Regions from separate parts of the Mus musculus genome. Here region 2 is linked to region 1. The links are chromatin loops, found by intact Hi-C in ENCODE. Cell type or tissue: left cerebral cortex. All regions are shown on one strand. Each heading gives the region's core, and the rest is flanking DNA. Links, peaks and the distances in the headings are about the cores only. Region 1 overlaps Aldh8a1 (aldehyde dehydrogenase 8 family, member A1). Region 2 has its middle 65 kb from the start of Aldh8a1.

Region 1 (9,734 bases), core at 1,251-9,250:
GCCCTGAAGCTGCCATGGGACTTCTGTAAACTTCAACATTTTCCACACTGTATTCAGAGGATATGGGCAATGGGGCATTAGATGTACTTTTATTAGTAAAAAGTGTACTTTTAAGAGAATGAGGGTAAGGCGAGTAATGGACTGCTCAAGGCATATGCCATACTGCTGAACAATTTATTGCTTCTTTGAAGAATCAGAGTTGACTAGACTTGACAATGAAAATGGACCAGACTATGTTTTGTGTTCTGAGTTAACCTCTAAAAAATAATAACTACCTTGTTTTCCCTTACTTGTATCAGACATATTTAGTAAGATCTATCGTGTGTGACGCTCACAAGCTCTTCGGACAACCATCACTTCCCGATATGAAGGGCTCAGGCAATTAGCAGTCAAAGTTGGGTAGTGGCTATGGGGCTGAGAGGCTCATCTTCAAAGCTTTGTCAAGGGAGAAATTGATGGTGCGTTGTTTCTCTTCAGGCTTGTTGTTGTTGTTGTTGTTGTTGTTGTTGTTGTCGCTGCTGGTGGTGGTGGTGGTGGTGTGTGTGTGTGTGTTGTGTTATATACCACCAGGTCAGTCTTTTGCACTGATGCTGGGATCTGAGCTCAGGGTCTTGTGCTCATACAGCAAGCACGCTACCCACTGAGTCATCTCCCAGGCCTTTGTTTTGTTTTTGCTGTGTATTTGCAAATAAAAACACCTGATTTGGGCAGATTTTCAAAAATTCATAAAAACTGCCTTTTTTTTTTCCTTCACAAGCTGGTAAAAATACCATCAGTGGTCATTGAGAGCCAGTCTCCTGGCAAGCAGCGGCATGACTGAACATGTCCTAGGATCTCTGTTGACTGCACTGACAAGCGATTCTCTGCTGGCAGGCGTCAACCACAGCAGCTGTAGGATGATCAGTATTTAATGGTAATGGTTTTTATTTCAGTAAAGAAGTCATATGAGTCCTTGGCTCCTTCTCTTCCTATTCCAGAGCTCTTCATCCCTCCAAAGGGCAGGTTCAGCTCCCTGATGAGCCAGCAGTTGGTCCAGACCAGCCCCGACTGAAGCTTCTTAGCTACCCTGTGGATGCGCCCCACATCCTTGGACCACACTGTGGCTGCCAGCCCGTATCTAACACTGTTAGCTCTCGTAATCACTTCCTCTTCACTATCAAACGGAACAACACACGTCACTGGACCAAAGATCTCTTCCGTCATGCAGCGGGACTCATCCTTAATGTCTGTTATCACCGTGGGAAGCATGAAGTAGCCTGCCTGGTTCCTGAGTGGAAGGCTCAGCTGGTCCACACCCTCACCACAGAGAATCCGGGCACCCTCAGTCTGAGCTTTCAAGACATAACTTCTGACCTGGGGGAGTGAAAACCATAATTATAAACCTCTTACCGTTGGGTGTTTCACACACATCAGCAGGAAAATCAATATTTTCCAATGATCAAAAGGCAATGTAAGGTCAATGCTAAGGGATTTGGGGTTATCTTACCACGAGAGCAAAGCTTGAGGCAGACCAGTTTCCACCAGAGTTTGCATATTCAGCCCTCCTGGGAAAGGTTGCAGATTATTTCATGCCTCAGTACCAGGCACTAATGTAAGTGATTTTATGTATGTCACTTGTAACTCTACGGGTTTTTTTCATCCCCAAGTTGTTCACCTTATCAATGTGCCTCCAAAAGTATAATAGGATCCATGCAACTAGTAAACAACAAAGCTTAATTCACATTCAGGCATATCCTGTAGTTAGGTGCAAAACTCTGTGCATGTGTGTGTGTGCGTGCACCCGTGTGTGAGTTGTGCATGTGTATATCTGTGTGTGTGTGTGTGTGTGTGTGCGCAAGCGTTTTGCAAGGGACAGAAGTGTTTTCATTGTAAGAAGTTGGAATATGCCCTATAATAGGGTGGCAATGCCCTTATTAGACACCCCAGGCTAACAAGTAAAACATCCAGTGCCAGGAATGGATTACACCTATTAGAGCTATTAGCCAGCGAGTTCTCATATTACAGACTATTGCCTTTGCTCTTGCTTACCCTCTAGAACATGATGTTACTGAAAACATCACATACTTGAATCACAGAACATGGAGGAATGAAGCTGTCATTGATGTGCAAATATCATCCCTACTGACTAGCTTTCATAGTCATGGAAGGTACTATGCACATTTCAAGAGGAAAAAGATAGTTATCACAATTATCTGGATGTGAACCCTGCAAGCTACAATAATGGTGTACACAGACAGATATGTCCATTGGTGCAGTATTAGCATAAATATCATGGGATCCATAAATTGGATGGATTTAAGGTCTTCTGGTTGGATTTAAGGTCTGCTCCACAAAAAAAAAAAAAAAAAAAAAAAAAAAAGGAATCCTTATCTGGTACCATTATCAGGCGTCAAGAATCTGTGACTCAACAGGCCATGGGCCCTAGAGGACAATCTACAACTATTATTTTGTTAAGGAGACATAACACAATATTAAACTGACTCTTAATGATTTATTGTTATACCATAGATTAGTAGATTTCTCAACCCTCATCAGAAAAGCTTTTTACCCCCTAAGATGATGATAATTAACACATAGATCCACAACTCGTCAAGGTGCAGAGAATAAGAAACTGAAGAGTGAGTACAAGGCTGTCATCTGCTACATATGCAGCTGGAGCCATGGGTCCTTCCATGTGTACTCTTTGGTTGGACATCAATGGGAGGAGAGACCCTTGGTCCTGAGAAGGCTCAATGCCCCAGTGTAGGGGAATGCCAGGACAGGGAAGGGGGAGTGGGTGGGATGGTGAGAGGGGAAGGGGGGATGGGATAGGGGTTGTCAGAAGGGAAACCAGGAAAGGGAATAACATTTGAAATATGGATAAAGAAAATATCTAATAAAAAGAGAAGAAAAGAAACTGAAGAGTACTAAGCCATAAATGGGACATCTCTATCACACCATCTCCTTGGGGATCTTTGCAAAAGAAGGGAGCAGAAAGACTATGAAAGGCAGAACCAGTGGATGGCCACACAGAAATAGTGTTTTCTGGATGGCATAAGGCAACTGCACATATGAACTCACAGCAACTGTGACAGCATACAAAAGACCTGCACAAGCTCAAGACAGATAAAATGTCAGCATTGAGAGAGAAGTAGGCATGAGGTCCCTCCCTTAGCGGAGTAGCTGTAGGTAGCTGATAGCTGCTTGGAGAGATTGGCCACATTCCAGTGGACATCCATACACCCAAGAATACACAGGCGATACACAGGACTTGATGTGGTAAAACCTGAAACAAATTTGGGTGGGTATGGAATGGGGATGGAACTTGGAGGAATTGGGGGCATGGTGAATCTGATCAAAATACATTATGTGAATTCCTCAAAGACTTAATAAGGGAAGAAGAAGAGGAGGAGGAAGAAGGAGGAGGAGGAGGGGAGAAGGAGGAGTAGGAAGAGGAAGAAGAAGAGGAAGAAGAAGGAGGAGGAGGAGAAGGAGAAAGGAAGGGGAGAAGGAAGGAGGAGAAAGAGAGGGAGAAGGAGAAGGAAGAGGAGAAGGAGGAGGAGGAGGAGAAGAAAAGAAGAAGAAGAAATAGAAATCTCTAATTTTCAGTCTTATTACTGATTATACTCTAAAAACAAATGTAGGTAATGTAGTGTAGCTGATTATAATGTAAAATAAATTATGCCATAAGCTAACCCAGTGACTCAGAGTCAATGACGCAAGTACTTTTCTGAACAGAGACTGGGTAATGGAGTTTGTTTTCCATTTGGAGTCTATGCTGATTCATGCCAGCAAGGGAGATGTCCAGAACCTATATGTTTAGACCCAGTTCCAAGTACTTTCAGCCAAGCACCAAAGAGAATTTTTTTAAAGAAACTAGGTACCTTGAGTTTAATGTTCTGAACACAGTTCTGAAACCCAGAATATAGTGTCACCATGATTCTTCCAATGAATACTGACAACTGCTGTATTTATGGTGATTTTCTAAAGTCTCAGGATACAACAGTACATAAACCTGACTACTTTCTGCTCAGGGGGAGATGGTCAGTAAGAGAAGAAGTGCACACTATGCATTAGGCAGTGTTAAGAATCATGGAGTGAGCTAGAGAGACGGCTCGGTGGTCAGGAGCATGTGACCCTGGCCAAGGATCTGGACAAGGACCTGGAGTCAGTTCCCAGCACCCACGTAATGGCTCACTACCATGTCTACTATCCAGTGCCTTCTTCTGACCTCCTTGGGCTACATGCATATCCACAGCATACAGGCCCACCTGCAGGCAAAACTCTCACACATTCAAACAAATGTCAAACAAGAAAGGTGAGAAAAAGTAGGCACTGGAGACTTGGGGGAGCTCCGGGCAGTGTAGTTAGGCTAGGCTGGCAAGCTCTCTTTCAAGAGGAACCATTTGCTTATGGATGGGGAGAATAGGATCAAGCACACGAGAAAGTTTCCCACACCCGATAATTTCTCAAAAGTAATAATATCTCAAGGTCTGATACATAGTATTCTGCTTACACTGAGTTTCTCTTTAAGAATTGACTTATTCTATTTACTTGTGCATGTGTACACGTGTGTGTGTGCAGGTGAGTGTGCCCATGGATGTCAGGAGCAGGTGTTGATCCCTAGGAGCTAGAGTTACAAGCATTTGGAGCTTCTCAACGTGGGTCCTAGAATCCAAATTCAGACCTAATCCCTCTGAGTGACTTTTCCAAGACCTGAGTTCCACCCCCACCCCATTTCTGCTTCTCTCCCTCTTTCCTTCTCTGTCTCTCTCTACATATCTCTCTTGTTTTTGTTTGTTTGTTTTGTTTTTTGTTTGTTTGTTTGTTTTGTTTTTGAGACAGGGTCTCACTATGTAGCTCTGGCTATTCTAAAACTCACTATGTAGACCAGGCTAGCCTTGAACTCACAGAGCTCCACCTGCCTCTGCCTCCTGAATGCTGGGGTCAAAGGTGTGAGCCACCACACAAAGCCTCTACGTTTCTCTTTAATTAAGAACTTTCCGGAGTGTAGATGGCAGAGATCCACTTACTTTCTCCAAATGTGCTTTGCTTATCAGAGCACCCATGTTGGCTGATGGGTCAGAAGGAACACCAACTTTCCACTTTCTGGTAGCTTCCACAAACCTCTTCAGAAATTCACTGTAGATGCTTCTCTGGACAAAGATTCTACTGGTACAAAGGCAAATCTCCCCCTGTCAAAAGTGAAGAAAATGATGACGTTGGGGACATTCTTCACGGATAGATGCCTGCATGGTTTTGATCACCTGCCGTGTACCAGGCACTGGTCCAGGCAATGAGATCCAGCTGTCAACAGAACTAGTCCCTACCACACAGAACACATAATCTCACAGGAAGACAGACAAAAAACAAATAAACGTTCACTACACCATATGACTTCACAGAGTTATCAAAACAATAGAAGAACATTAGGCAAATGATAAAATTAAGAATTTCAATGAAAAAAATTCATGGGGAATATTTACAGAGTGCCTATTTGAAGGGACTTGTGGTTAACATGAGGGAAAAGAGAAAGACATAACAGGGTTGATCCCAGCTTTGGGCCCTGTTCCACTTTGGATGGAATACTTTTCTGTGGGAAAGGAAAAGGGGACAAAGAGAAGAGACACTTTTCCAGTGGGTGGAGAGAGAGGGCGGATCAAGACTTCATGCTGTGTATGTTCAATCCTGATGCCCACTAGGCATATAAACATATGCTGAATGCCCGGGGGAAAGGTCCTGCTAGGTTTTGGAGAGAAAAATAATCCTAACTGCCATTTAAATATAACATTAAGTAGTTTATGAACCACATCTAAACATTTCAAAGCAAACTGCAAATGTGTATGGATGCACAGATATTGATAACATTTCATCACATCTATATTTAATGTTCACAGTAATCCTAGGCAACAGAACGATTCTAATTATCTTGGTATTTATACAAAGGCTTAATGTCCAAAACAAGCAGTTAATGTTCTGAGATAATGAATTCTTTCTCCAACAGGACAACTATGAGAACCATCTGCCTGTGTGACTTGGAAGATGGGCAAACACCTGCTGGATTCATTTGCATAAGTTCCTTTCGCAAAAGAAGGATGTGGTGGAGAGAATAGTTCTAACCAATTTCATCATTTAGTGCTAGGAAAATGTAGGTCACACTGAGCTCAGAAACGATGACTCCCAAGAAAGCCTCATGCACCGAATCTCCATGCCATTGCAGGCCCTGATTTGGATATTTTCTCCATGAAAGCTTTGTGGTGTGTGAGTATTCTCAGTCCATGATTAGAAAATGGAGTTTTGAATTAATATACGCTCAAGGCCACGCTGGGAGTTCACCCCTACCTCGCTCGAAACCAATTATCTTCAATTAAGAAAAATATGTTCTGTCTGGAACTCATCAATCAGCTAAGCAAACAAAGCAAGATTGATAGTTTGCTTAAAATCCATCTTGGCTTGAACATCCCTTTTATTTCATTTATACCTTAAAACATCATCCCCCAAAGAAAGGTCTGATGGGCCAACCCAAATCCTAAAAGAATCCTGGTAGATGAACATCTCCTTGCTTAGCATATGGCTACCTTACACAATGTGTCAGCTGAGTTTCGTTCACTTCAGTTCTCAGAGTTTGTCCCTCTCGCTGTCCTGAAGCCCTGGTACAGTTAGTAGTGGTTTACTGATATCTGCTCAGTTTGATGATTAAATCATTTGTGTTATAACACGGACTTGTCTATCAATACCCAAACAATACATTTCTCGCCCTCTTCTTTGGGAATTATGGTAAAGGAAATGACCGTCATTTCAATTTTCATGAAAATATTAATTAAAAGCCACGTTTCTTACTAATCATTCACAGAAGCCCTTTGGAACGTGGCATTGTTCAATTGATTATAAAGGTAAAGAAATAGAGGCCTTGTTCCCATCTGTGGGAAGCTGCTGTTCAGTTAATCTGGTCTAGTGTTCTTAATCCTCGAAGAGGCTGTGCCTTTGAAGAACCACAGAAACACCTCTGATGTGATAATAATAGGAGATGCAAAGATGTCCTGAAGTTCTCTGTCACTCCAAGCTCAGAATGTGACAGGGAATGGGAACTTGTGCAGGCATCAGGAATAGTTCTGGGAGAGAAGAAAATCTACTGTCAGTCTAATGCTTGACGGCAGGGAAGAGCAGGCAGCTGCGTGAATAAATAAACGCAGCGGCCGGCCGGGAGTAACGAAGTCGATGGTTCCACCATGCTGGCACTGAATAAAAGTTGTGTGACTTAAGATGAGGAACTTGACGGGAAGGCTCCATGACCATACCAGGCGCTCCCCCCTGCCAGAGTAGCTCTGTCATTGATTCCACTTTTAGAAAAATAACAGACCACGGCCAACCCCCTGGGCTTTGCACTGTGATAAAATAGATCCAACCGGACAGGGCCGTAGTAAGCGGGACTCATACCTGGTTAGCAAAGCTGGACCTAACGGTTGCCGGGATACACTCCTCCAGGTTGGCATCCTCAAAGATGATAGCAGGATTCTTGCCTCCCAGCTCCAGGGAAAGCTTCTTGCAGTGGGGGGCACTGAGCTGGGTAATCCGTTCAGCTGTGGGCTGGCTCCCAGTGAACGAGATCAAGGGTACCTCGGGGTGAGACACAAGGGCTTCACCAACCCTCGGCCCTGTTCCAAACACAATGTTGATCACACCTGGTGGGACACCTGGATGGGAAATGAAACCAGTGGTAGGAATTCTTCCAGGGTTACCAGGATACCGGAAGTGGCGTGCAGACTCTCCTCCGGGAGTCCAAAAGCTGGTACGTGGGGGTGGGGTGGGCTTGTGTGACTGCATCTGGAGGTTTTATGACAAGCTCAAGTTAATAACAAAGCCAATCTACAAAGTCACCTCTGCTTATAGAATCCACCTGCTGGGGTTTTCTGGGTGCTTTGGCCTGGAAAGATGCAGAGTGGGGACATTCTAAGAAACTCTGACACTGACTAAGCCTTTGGGGCTGATGTAGAAGTACCATTGGGCAGATCAAACCTCATGTAGAGCGGGGACTGGCTCCAACTTGATACCCAGAAGTTGTAGACCAAGGTGACCATGTTAAGTAAGTAGATATTTGAATCTGCAGAAATGTGAAGAGATCAACTCTCCTAGCTGAGAGAAGCAAGAGTAGGCTTCCCAGAGGGGGTGATTTTGACTCAAGATCCTGTGCCCTTGGTTATATACAGCATTGCTGCAACCAAGATCAAGTGACAAATACCAAGACCATACAAAAAACAGTGCCTCAATCTATTCTACTGCAAGACCCTTTAGACCCAAATTTACATGAATACCTGTTTTCAGGATTAAATTCTTTAGGGTATGTGCATATGTGTTATTTCCATGTGTCTATGTATTCATGTGACTGCACATGTGTGTGTACATGTGTCTGAGTGTGTATTTATGTGAATGCATGTGTGTACATATGTGTATGCATGTGTCTAAATGTGTATTCATGTAATGCATGTGGATACACATGTGTGTGCACATATGTCTGAGTATGTATTCATGTGAATGCATGTGGATACCTATGTGTGTGCAAATGTGTCTGAGTGTGTATTCATGTGAATGCACATGTATCGAGAGGCTCAGTGCATACCTCAGAAGACATCCTTTTGGAGACAGAGCCTCTCATTAGCCTGAGCTTCTGCAGTGAGCTACACTGGCTGCCTCTAAGCATGAGATCAACAGGCATGCACACATGCACACATGCACGCATGCACGCACACACTGATCCCCTGTTCCCGGCACCCGGATTTCTCCTGTGTGTGTACCTCCACACCTGGCTCTGTCCCCTGGGCTGTACAGACTGAATTCAGATCCTCTTGCTCTGAGATAAGCACGTAACTTACTAAGATAGCTCCCCAACCATGAATTTACTCCTCTACACTTGGGCACCACGTGCAGATGAACTATCTGAATTTTCTTCCCCGTGGTATGCCGTGAGCCATCAGTAAATGCTGACACACAGTGGCTGCTTTGTGAGCATAGCTATTGCTACAAGCAATGTGTGGTCATCCTCTGTTTTCTATGGTTTCCATTACCCAAAGTCACTTATCATCTGAAATATTTGTCTTTTCATTTGAAGAAAATGGCCACTTGCACATCATGTTTTATTATAGTACATTGTTAGGCCTTTTCTATTCTATTATTAATTTTTCATAATGCCCAATTTATAAATTAAACTTTACCATAGGTATATATGCATATATTAAAAAAAGGCACACAGAGAGACCAAAGCCATCCACAGTTTCAGGTGTCTACTCACAATCTGGAAACACATCCCTCCCTTATAAGGGGAGATTACAAATGGGTTTCTGGCCTCACAACCCTGTAAGGTACTTACTATTGATTATTATTACTTACTACTTATTATTGATTATATTGAGAAATGTGGCAAAGTAAAGCTAAATGACAATCAGCAGTCTGGTCAGAGCAAGTTAACAAATGTTAGGGGCTGAGTGCACCGACCTGTGCTTAGCAGTCAGCATCCACATAGACCTGTGCTTAGCGGTCAGCATCCACACAGAAACAAGTTTAGAAATGGAGAAGCCTGACATGGTCACGTTGTGTTTGCATCTAGGAGGTCCCTCTGTTTCCTCAGGCGACTAGAGCAGGTGCAGAAATCCTGTGTGAGAAGCTTTTGGAACAGCCTGGCAGCTCCTGTCTCCTCCCCGTTCCCCAGTTAGGCATCTCTCTTCAAATCAAACCAAATCTTCAAGAATGTGACCTTAAAG
Region 2 (9,734 bases), core at 842-8,841, 50 kb before region 1:
GCGGGATGAGGCAAAGGAACGGGGAGGAAGACCAATAAAACCATGTGTGTGCAGGCACCACAAGAAAATCTGCTCCTTGTATGTAAACTTAAAAATTAAATTACATGTAAAATTTCCAAATATTTTTATTAATTCTTCGAAAATTTTAAACAACGTTTCATGATCACAGTCACCTCAACTCCTCTCAGATTCACCCCAATTACTTACCCACCCCAACTTCATCTTTTTTTTTTTTTAATTAACTCACTGACTCTAATTTGTACTGGCCAAATATTCCTGGGTTTGAGAACATCCACTGTGGTGAGTCTGACCTACTGGGAGCCACACCCTTAAAGAAAACAGATTCTCCCTTCCCCAGAGGCCATTAGCTTTCAATCGCTTTTCAGCTAAGGGTGGGTTCATGCCCTCTTCCCCTTCTGGCTAGAATGTTGACTGGCTTGATCATGTGCAGGTCATGTGCAGTAAGCTAGAGCTGTGTGTTCATGCATACAGTGTCCTTGTCACATCTAGAAGACACAGTTTCTACTGGTCTCTTTCAACCTTCTTAGTAAAATATAAAAATATAATATAAAATATACATTTTATATTATATTTATATTATATATGTAATATGTATTGCATATATAAAATAAATATATAATTAAAATATATAGAGAATTTTTACATATACATATAGTTGTATGTGTGTATGTGTGTGTGCTTTAATTCTAGAATTGACAATAAAGCCAACTCAGCTAAAGTTGTAATTTTGTCCTTGGAAAGGACATTTAAACTTTGCTACAACACTGGAAGTTGATATTTCAATTGCTTTCATTTTACTGTCAGGAAACGGAATCCCTGTGAAGATTTCTAGGCCGCCTGGAGGCACATGACTGCCAAGTTCTTAGTGGCTGCAAAACCCGGGCAGAGACTCACACCCTTTACTACAGCTCACCCCTCCCTGGGGTCTTAGAGCTCCTAGGCTGAGCATAGCCATGAGTTTCGTTTATTTGAAAGACACAAAGTCATCAAGAAAAGCTAGGGCAGGAGGTGCCTTCCCCTGTTGCCCTTGCTGCAGCCCTGGCCATCCCACCGAGTTCTTCGACATCACAATGATTGATAAGCCCTTGAGATGGATCTTCTTTGAGCCGTTTGCAGACTAAATTCCAAAGACAGCAGAAAACTTTGGTGTTCTGAGCCCTGCAGAGAAAGGATTCGTATCTAAAGTTTCCTTCTGTCACACAGTTGTTCCAGGATCCATGTGCCAGGGTCATGACTCCACACAGCATAATGGCACTGGTGGCAGGTCACTTTGCAAGAAGAAATCTAAAGATGAGAGTTTCATCCTGCAGCATACAGGTCTTGTCCATGGCAAACACTGATGCAAACACAAATGGTTCTGTTGTTCACTGCTAAGACTGTGGCTGGTCTTTGGGAAGGTGAAAGAAGTGGGAGTGCATCATTGTGGAATCCATGGAGTGTTTGGGATCTAGGGAGGGCAAGATCTGGAAGAAAATACCCATTGCTGACAGTGGACAGTTCTAACCCTTTTGACCTGCAGGATCTTACCCGCCATTCTTTCTGTAGCTCTGGAAAGTGCCCCCACCCCGTCTGCTCACAAGCTCCTGGAATCTCTGCTTTTCCCTGACAGTCTTTGGCTTTCATATTTTCCTCATTTCCCACCCCCCAAGTCCAGCAGGATTGCAGAGTCAAGGTTATGAACTTAAAACTACATATGAAAAAATAAAGAGGAAAATTAGAACACTGGAAATATCTATTTTGAAGTAGTCGGCAAAATAGAAAACTGTTGTTTCTATATATTGTTAACTCAAAACGAAAGTTATTCTAAATCCCTAAGGGGACTCACTTTCTTTCATTGAGAAATCAATGTATATGATTTAAAAACAATAAAGCAATATGAATGCTGTTTGCTTCTTACAAAGGACTGATGTGGGTGGTGTGTGCACACATTGATCGTCGAGGTCACGGTACAGAGACAGCTTGCCAATATTGCATCAGAAATGAGGGCCGTGCTAGCTTGCCTGCTCCAGCTGCGAGGACCACTCCAGGTGTCTCCGGTGGGAGAGCTCTACCACACAGACCAATCTACGGTGAGAGATGCCTGTGGGCCCCAGCTCAAAGCAAACAGAAGCCCGTGTAGGTTGATATTGACGTCAGCCACACCACTGGCATGACAGCCAGGAGAGCTAATCTGTTTGTACAGATAACCTTTGCTGCAGACCCAGCCTATGCCAACATTTAGATTGGGCCACCCTCAGCTCCTCCACCAACATGACCTCTCACCACTGTGTTTTGGGTGGCCAAACTGTAATGACCTTAGTTGAATGCAGAAAGAGCCAAGCCCTGCAGTCTATGTATCAATGCTAAAGCAAGATGGTGAGGCAGGGATCCCAGCTGTGTGACCATGAAGGAACTAGTCCTGGATCCTCCTCTGAGCCTCGGGTCCCTTGTCTGTAAGCTGGAAGAGTGTGCTAGCACTCACTTCAGGAGAGGGAGCAAGGGCTGCATGGGTGGGCACACCAGCAGAGGCTGGCGTACAGGAAGCAAAAGCTGCCATTTTTACCTTCCCAAACATTCAAGAAGCCTTACCCCTCTCCTCCCTGTGCACACACCCACCAGCTTAGGCTTCCATGTCTCCAGAGACTCATTTATTTGCAACCTTTCATACAAACGGAATAATATAACATGTAGCTTTTCCTTTTAAGAAGATGGAATGGAACCAGAAAGCCTTTATATTTTACAAGGCACAAAGCAGGCTCCACCACCCCTCCCCCAGAAGACCACAGCATCAGCCGCTTCCCCTCACAGGCACAGCCTCTCAGTGGGCTGACAGGAGGAGGCTCAGCCTGATTTGGAGTTATGAAACATTTTAAGCACTGAAGCTCATTTCCATCCCACGGATTACAACAGGCCGTCTGTCCCACAACACTTCCACAGAGGTTTCAGGACGCCCCTCAGGACAGCCTCTCATTACTGGCTAATTATGTCCCCTGCTAGGACATGAATTCCTTCAGCTCTGACCTTCAGGAGGGGCCTTCGGATAGAAATAAGAAATGTTTCTTCAAACACGGGGTAGTCCCAGGCTAAGACTCTCCACGTGTTTACAGCCTAACAGTAGCGAGCCTTGCTTTTAAACACAGTCAGGCCATCTTTTGATCAGGAGAGTGCCATTGAATTACTTCTAGAAAGAAAAACCAAATATGGCTTAGAGAGGAAGAAGTCATGTGGCGTGAAAGCCATTTCAATTTCGTTCCTGATTTGAGAAGAAAGACCGGTATGCTTCTAAGAGTCTCAGAATCTTGCCATCTTCTGGCACGTAGTCCTGGAGATCACTGAGTGGAGGGCAATTGGCCACAGCTACGGGTCCAGCTAGGAATTAAAAACAGTAACAGCCCACGGCCAGTGAGCTACAGAGAGCAGGCAGGAGCAACATAGCACTGTAGACACCGTAGGCAACTCCAGATCTAGTGTTAGGGAAAAGCACTAGGGTTCATGGAAAACATGCTGCATCCAATTACATTACGCAACTGAAGCTTTGGGGCACCTAAGCATAATTTACTATGAAAATTTGTTTTATAGATATTTCCGTGGTAAATTATGGAACTAAATAATTTTATTCAGAAGTATATAATAAAGAGGGCAGTGGATCTGGGACTCAAAATACCTAAAGCAAACCATGGCTCAATCATTCCGTCTCTTTGTACCTTAGATAAATGTCAGCTTGGTCTTTCTCCACTTCCATTGTAAGATAGCGGCACTCCCAGTTCTAAGACTTCACTGACATCTAGTTTCACCAATGAGCTGATACTAGTTCTGACACAGCCTTGACCTCTCCCAGAGTCAGGATGAATTCCAAGAAGTAGAAAACAAGTCATGGCCCCTGTTCCTCTAGCTTGAGAATTAGATAGAATTTCCAGAAAGGCACGGATTGCTAGCCACTTGTAAGTATGATAAAATAGGAAGCATTTTTAATGAAGCAACGTCCTAAAGAAAAACAATGTGCTGTCCCCCTTGCTGTCAGTCACAGGGGCAGGGGTGTCCTGATGCCTCTCTAGGAAAGCCACATCCCCTTGAAGGTGCGAAGCCTCAATCTTAAGCTGGCCCAATCTTTGAGCAGCCCAGAGGAACAACCAGCAGAGAAATAAACAGGCGCTGTTTACCGCTCGTACCTGAGTGAGAGAGGCTGATTATAACGTGGGGCATTTTTGTGGGTCACACACTGGCCCTGGAGAAGGTTGTTTTGTTATGAGTGGACTCGGCCACTGGCTGATGGTGAGGACTCCACTGCCCTGTGGTTTCTAGGGTTACAGGCATCCTCAGAACCAGTGGGATTTCTTTCTTCTAGGTCAGTCTTTTTTAACCAAAGGACTTCATGGTCTCTGGACACTCTGGAGAGGTTACATTACTCTGTGGCCCTGTCTGAAAGGAATATTGAGATCCCATTGGCAAACTATAACCACTCATAAGGCTGGGCAGTGTCCTGTTTCATAGCTTCAGAGAAATTAGGTTACAACACACAGAGAAAAATTCAAGAATGGGCCTACAAATCGAGCAGTTTACATACATGCATATTTGGACTCCCTTTTGTGAATCAACACAGATTGCATTTCCAGCTTACAAAGGGTGATCTGCACCAACAGAACCGATGAGATCAAATCACCCAGGTTCCCTTTCTATCATTGGGACTTTTTTTTTTTTTTAAACTGGAGTTTGTTTCCCAATCCATGTGAACAAAGTGAGAGACATCAGCTTTCATTGTAGCCAAAATATTTTGCAGGAGCTGATGAAAAAAAAAGTCATCATGAGGTAAGGTAACAGGGTACACACGATGTCATCACAAGGCCATGTAGAGTTGAAGCTAAACAAACAGCTCTCTCGGTGGCCTGGGCTAAGTGCTCTCACTTTATTTACAGGGAACAGAATTCCTACGCTTATAGACACTCTCTCACTACAAATGCTCAAAATTTAAAATCTCAACTTTCTTGCTTGTGTTCTTAAATTTGTATCTCAATACGTACCGGGTGTGCACTCTAACCCTAGATTCATGACCACAGGAAGGAAATCTCAGGGGTTCCCTGTGGGGCTAGTGGTGGGTTCACATACGTCACAGGGAAGCAGGATTTGTGGTATTTTTACATAAACTGTTACGTACTTTGCAAAGAATCAGGGAAAAACTTATTTTTAATTAAGCATTCCAATAGTCAATAGAGCAAAGGTGGAAAGTGCCTGTTAAAGAGACGTTTGCAAACTGTCCTCACTGATTGCTATTTTATCTTTCTCCTAGGGCCCAGAGGTGGGGGTGAGGACATCTGTTTGTTACACATGAACATGGGAGTGAGCCCACGCTGTCATTTTGAGTGCTTTCAAGAGACGCATCTGTAATTTGGAGCAAGGCTGGATGCCTGCGTGCCTGTCTTCCTACTGAGATCACAGATGGCACCTCTTGTTTTCTACAGCCAAGAATGCAATAACAAGAGGACAAGAAACCAGACACCCTGCGTAAACTCAGGCTGCCCTTTGGAACCAGATAACCCTCCCTTGAGTAGGACTCTCAGCACACTGGAAGCTGTTCAGTCCATCTCTGCTTCTTCCTGGGTGCCAATAGCAATCCACTTGTCATGAAAAACAACTTTCCCAAATGTCTTCAGACATTTTCAGATATTCTAGGGAGCCAAACCACTCTTGTTTGACAACCATTGCAGGAGTAAGGTCAACAGGAGGATCTGAAATGGATTTCTAGTTATTACAATGGGGGGAAAATCACGTTTTAAGGCTACTGAGATGGTTCAGTGGATAAGGATGCCTGCACAGCCCTGACACCTAAGATTAGTTCTCAGAACACATAATGGAAAAAGAGAACTGACTTCTGAAATTTATCTCCTGACCTCCCCACATGGTCTACGACACACAAACTCACAAGTCCCTCTCTCTCTCCCTCCCTCCCTCTCCACCTCTCTCCCTCCTGACACACACACATTTTGCATTTAGACAGAAGACCAGAGTGGTTTGAGCAGAGCACTTGCAGCTCCTCTCCCAGTCTGGAAACACAGCTATCTGGTTCTGCAAGTTTCTGACTTACCTGAAAGGTAGAGGGTTTTCTAGTTGAAAAATCAACAGAATCCTAACCGACTGCTGGACTAAATAATGACACCGGTCCAAATAACATTGGGGGTATTCTAGAACATGTCACTGATAGAAATTGGAAAGGAAACTCACTTCTTGACATTGCTGAGCCAATTCCATCAAATCGATGGCTGCTTTGTGCGTTCCAACCCTGTCACTCATAACATGGACACCTGTGTTTCACAATGTGCCTTAAAGATGCAATAGATGGGATTCTGGGTCTAGATGTTTGGACGAGTCAAAGGGCCTCTTCACACCATCTCTGTCCTTCCTGTCCACCCGGCACACAGGCATGCACATACTTCTGAGAGCTTTATTAATCTAGATTTCTATCTTCTCCATAGCTATAAACTTTAACTGTGGTCATAGCTTGGTTTTGCTGCTGCTGTTGTTTCGTTGGTTTGGCTGTTTGGGGGGTGTTTTGTGTGTTTTCTTTGAAACAAGAACTCAAGTGTAGCCCAGGTTGATCTCAAATGCATAGCAACAACCCCCCTACTTCAGCCAATTGCTGTAGTGGCTGGTTAAAGGCGTCAGGAATCTTTCTCTTCAAAGAGCTCTTCAGACAGAAGCTGAGCTTGTGAGACCTCATACTTTTCCTCCTGGAGGGGTATTCTTAGAGCAGACTCTGAAACCACCAACAGAAAGGGGCATTTAACCCTGAAAAGTGTAGTTATTAAAGGCAACAGAAAATGTAATAATATGAACATTTTAAGGTCAAAATGACTACCTTTGTACATAGTAAATTCTCAATTAGCTTCAGGTGGAGGGGAAACAGTTCTCAAAGACACACAGAGACTAACATTGTATGAAAGAACAACTTTTTCCGGCTTTTCGAGTACAAAAAAAAGTCCCGTCATGAAAATTCTGCGTATTTCCAATTTATAATCTGTCTCCCTTAACTTCAGTTTGATGTCTTCAGTGAATACCAATTCTTTACTATAAGGAGTCATGTCTTAACTTTAAACTGTACAAATACTACATTGCATTCTTCACTTGCCAATCCAGAACTAGCCTGTCTGTGGAAGTGTCCGTAGCCCCAACATGACTGCCCTCTGTCAGTGAGTCAAATTAGTCCTTCAGGCTTTATGTGGTTCCTCTCTGAAGACATTGTTCTTGACAGACAGGAATCTTCTTTAAATATACTGTTTTGTTATGTTAACTTAGTTTCAAATGTCTCCTGAGTATCTCTGCATGTAAGGCTGTGGCCCTAGATAAAACACCTCAGAATTTACAGTGGATCTATGGCTTTCACTCTGAATTCTCCTTGAGCCATTTCAGTAAATTGGTTACAGATGACAGAGTCCTCAAACACAAGACAGTTCCCCCTGTATGTTCTAATTTCTGTGTATAGGACATATGCTGAAGAATGAATTGTAGACTTTTTTTTCTTTAAAAAATGCTCATTATGAACCCGAGTCTAAACAGATCCTTTGTAGAAATAACAGCTGATTTATTTTTCACAGTATGATGCTTGAATTTATGTATCAACCCTAATAGGGTACAGGGTGTCCAAATATTTGACCAAGCAGTATCCTGATGTTTGAGGATAAAATTATTATCAATCCCAGTATACTAAGCAAAGTAGACAGACCTGTACGTGGGTGTTCTGCCCAGTTCAAAATCTGGATGAAGCCAAAGGCTTATGTTTTCCTCGGGCATCTACATTTGGGTTAGAGTGTCTACCCCACTGGTTTCACAGTAGCCTGAGAACCTGCAGTTGGCTGGTGAAACCAAAACTCTAGAAATACTGAGCAGTTGGCTCCTACCTGCTTAGGGGGATGTAAACTGATAAGGGCTAAACTGAGGGAAGAGCCACTGTTGACAAATGGCGCCTGTCTCTCTCATGAACCTCAGCGGACAAACCCAGACTCTAGAAGGGGCCAGGCTTCTGGATTCTGTGCTCTCTTGCGGGTGCTTGTTTACCTTGCTCAGCATTGCAGAAACCTTCGGGAGAAGACCAAATGTACAGAATGAGAAATCCAAGAAGTGGGAAGACAGACACAAATTAAATAAATGTCAGTAACAACCAGGCCAAGGATGCAGAGACTCTGTTAGGACTCTCCTCTCTCGAGGACCATCATGGTATGCTACCAGCAGGACCCAGCCCTGCTCCTGATTCAATAACATGCACTCGGCTTATATGAAATGTGTGCACAATATCATTGCTGTCATGGTTATTTATGAATTCCTTTCTACATCAACATTGCAGAGAAAATCGGATTAAGAGATTAGATCGGCACTGCTCAATTATGATAGATCCTAACCTCACATGACTATTTGAGTTAAAATTAATTGAAGATTTAGATTTTTTTTCAGTCCCACTGGCCATATTTCAAGTGCTTAAAAATTACACGTAGCTAATGGTTACTTCTTAGACAGTGCAGATGTAGAACATTTTTAGGACTAGAACATTCTGTTGAGGAATACTTGTTTAACTTCTGTGATTCATGTGTGCAAGTCCAGTGAGTGTGGAAAATCACAAATGCCAAAGATCTCACTGGAAATCACGAAGGCTGATTTAGAGTCATTCTTAATAACTTGGAAAGGAGAACTTTAACACACACACACACACACACACACACACACAAACACACACACACACACACACTGCAGCCCAGCAATATTGTATTATAACAGCCCAAACTATCACAACTTTCCAAGTGGTCCCACGCAGCAGTAGTCTGTCTATGATAAATGAACAGCAGGCCTCTGACACTGGGGTTCACTGAGGGCTCATCCCACATCAAAAATAAACTTCGCCTGCTTCTCTGAAGACTTCTCACTTCATCTTAGCCAAAAAGCCACGAAGGAAATCTAATGGCATTTATTCTAGTTCATTCTCAAGAAGCCACTGTAGGTTCAAGTGTGCAATAGTAGACGTGATAAATGAACCAGAAGACAACTAACTGTCCAATCAGATTGATTGTGATTTCATCACTCACTTCCTATGCAAACTTCATAATACAAAGATCATTTCTATAGAGTTCACCAAATTCTCTAGAAGCATCTAAGTATTGTTCCAGGTCCTTGGGGACCCCAGGCACCCTGGATGGCTTTATCAACTTAGATTCTCCTTGTACCATTTCTGTATGCGACAGCCATTTGTGAGAGCAAGGGTCGAGAGCAAAGGGAGGCTTTCTCTGCAAATCTCATATATCTGGGCCTTTAAGGGGACAGTTTGGCACCAGTCTGCTCAATTTTCAGATCTCCAAGTTAAAACAAAATGTTCCAAAATATGCCTACTTGTTGTGGATTTGGTCTAACACTTGTATTATGTTAATTGGGTCCCCAAAATTGCACGAGAATCTTCACATAGGATGCTGAGGTTGGTTTTGATAGGTAAATAAAGTTGCTGGAAGCCAATGACTGGGCAGGGAGACAAAGATGGGACTTTAGGATTCCCAGACAAGGGACCAGGGAGGAGTAAGAAGATAGAGCCGCCATGCCTGGAAAGGAGGAAAGACTAGGCCTGAGAGGTGCAGAAGAGAGCATAGCCATCAAGTAAGAGTCAGGGATCGTGGCCCCAGAGGGTCCCTGGACTGGGTCTAGGGCTACAAAGATGTAATATAGATTTTAGTAAGTAATAACTCAGGAATATTGGAGGAAAGGTG

What was found. Peaks named below come from ENCODE experiments on the same cell type or tissue, not always from the same donor. Only the 100,000 strongest peaks of a DNase experiment are listed, where the experiment ranks them.
Region 2: a loop joins it to region 1, with 2.4 times the contacts of the local background. A loop is called at or near these places in 7 of 42 quality-filtered maps.

Annotation. Positions count from the first base shown.
Region 1 is chr10:21,387,007-21,396,740 of GRCm38, reverse strand. It overlaps Aldh8a1 (aldehyde dehydrogenase 8 family, member A1), which reads right to left. Exons shown (of 7, transcript NM_178713.4): 5 at 7,417-7,673; 6 at 5,013-5,174; 7 at 163-1,353. The coding sequence ends at 901. Among named protein-coding and RNA genes, the nearest start is that of Aldh8a1, 15 kb to the right of the region's middle. In left cerebral cortex, for the core only: no CTCF peak of the experiment used is centred there; DNase peaks (open chromatin) are centred at 3,739 and 6,078.
Region 2 is chr10:21,436,967-21,446,700 of GRCm38, reverse strand. No RefSeq gene overlaps it. Among named protein-coding and RNA genes, the nearest start is that of Aldh8a1, 65 kb to the right of the region's middle. In left cerebral cortex, for the core only: no CTCF peak of the experiment used is centred there; DNase peaks (open chromatin) are centred at 901, 2,135, 2,807 and 5,426; H3K27ac peaks cover 1,425 bases.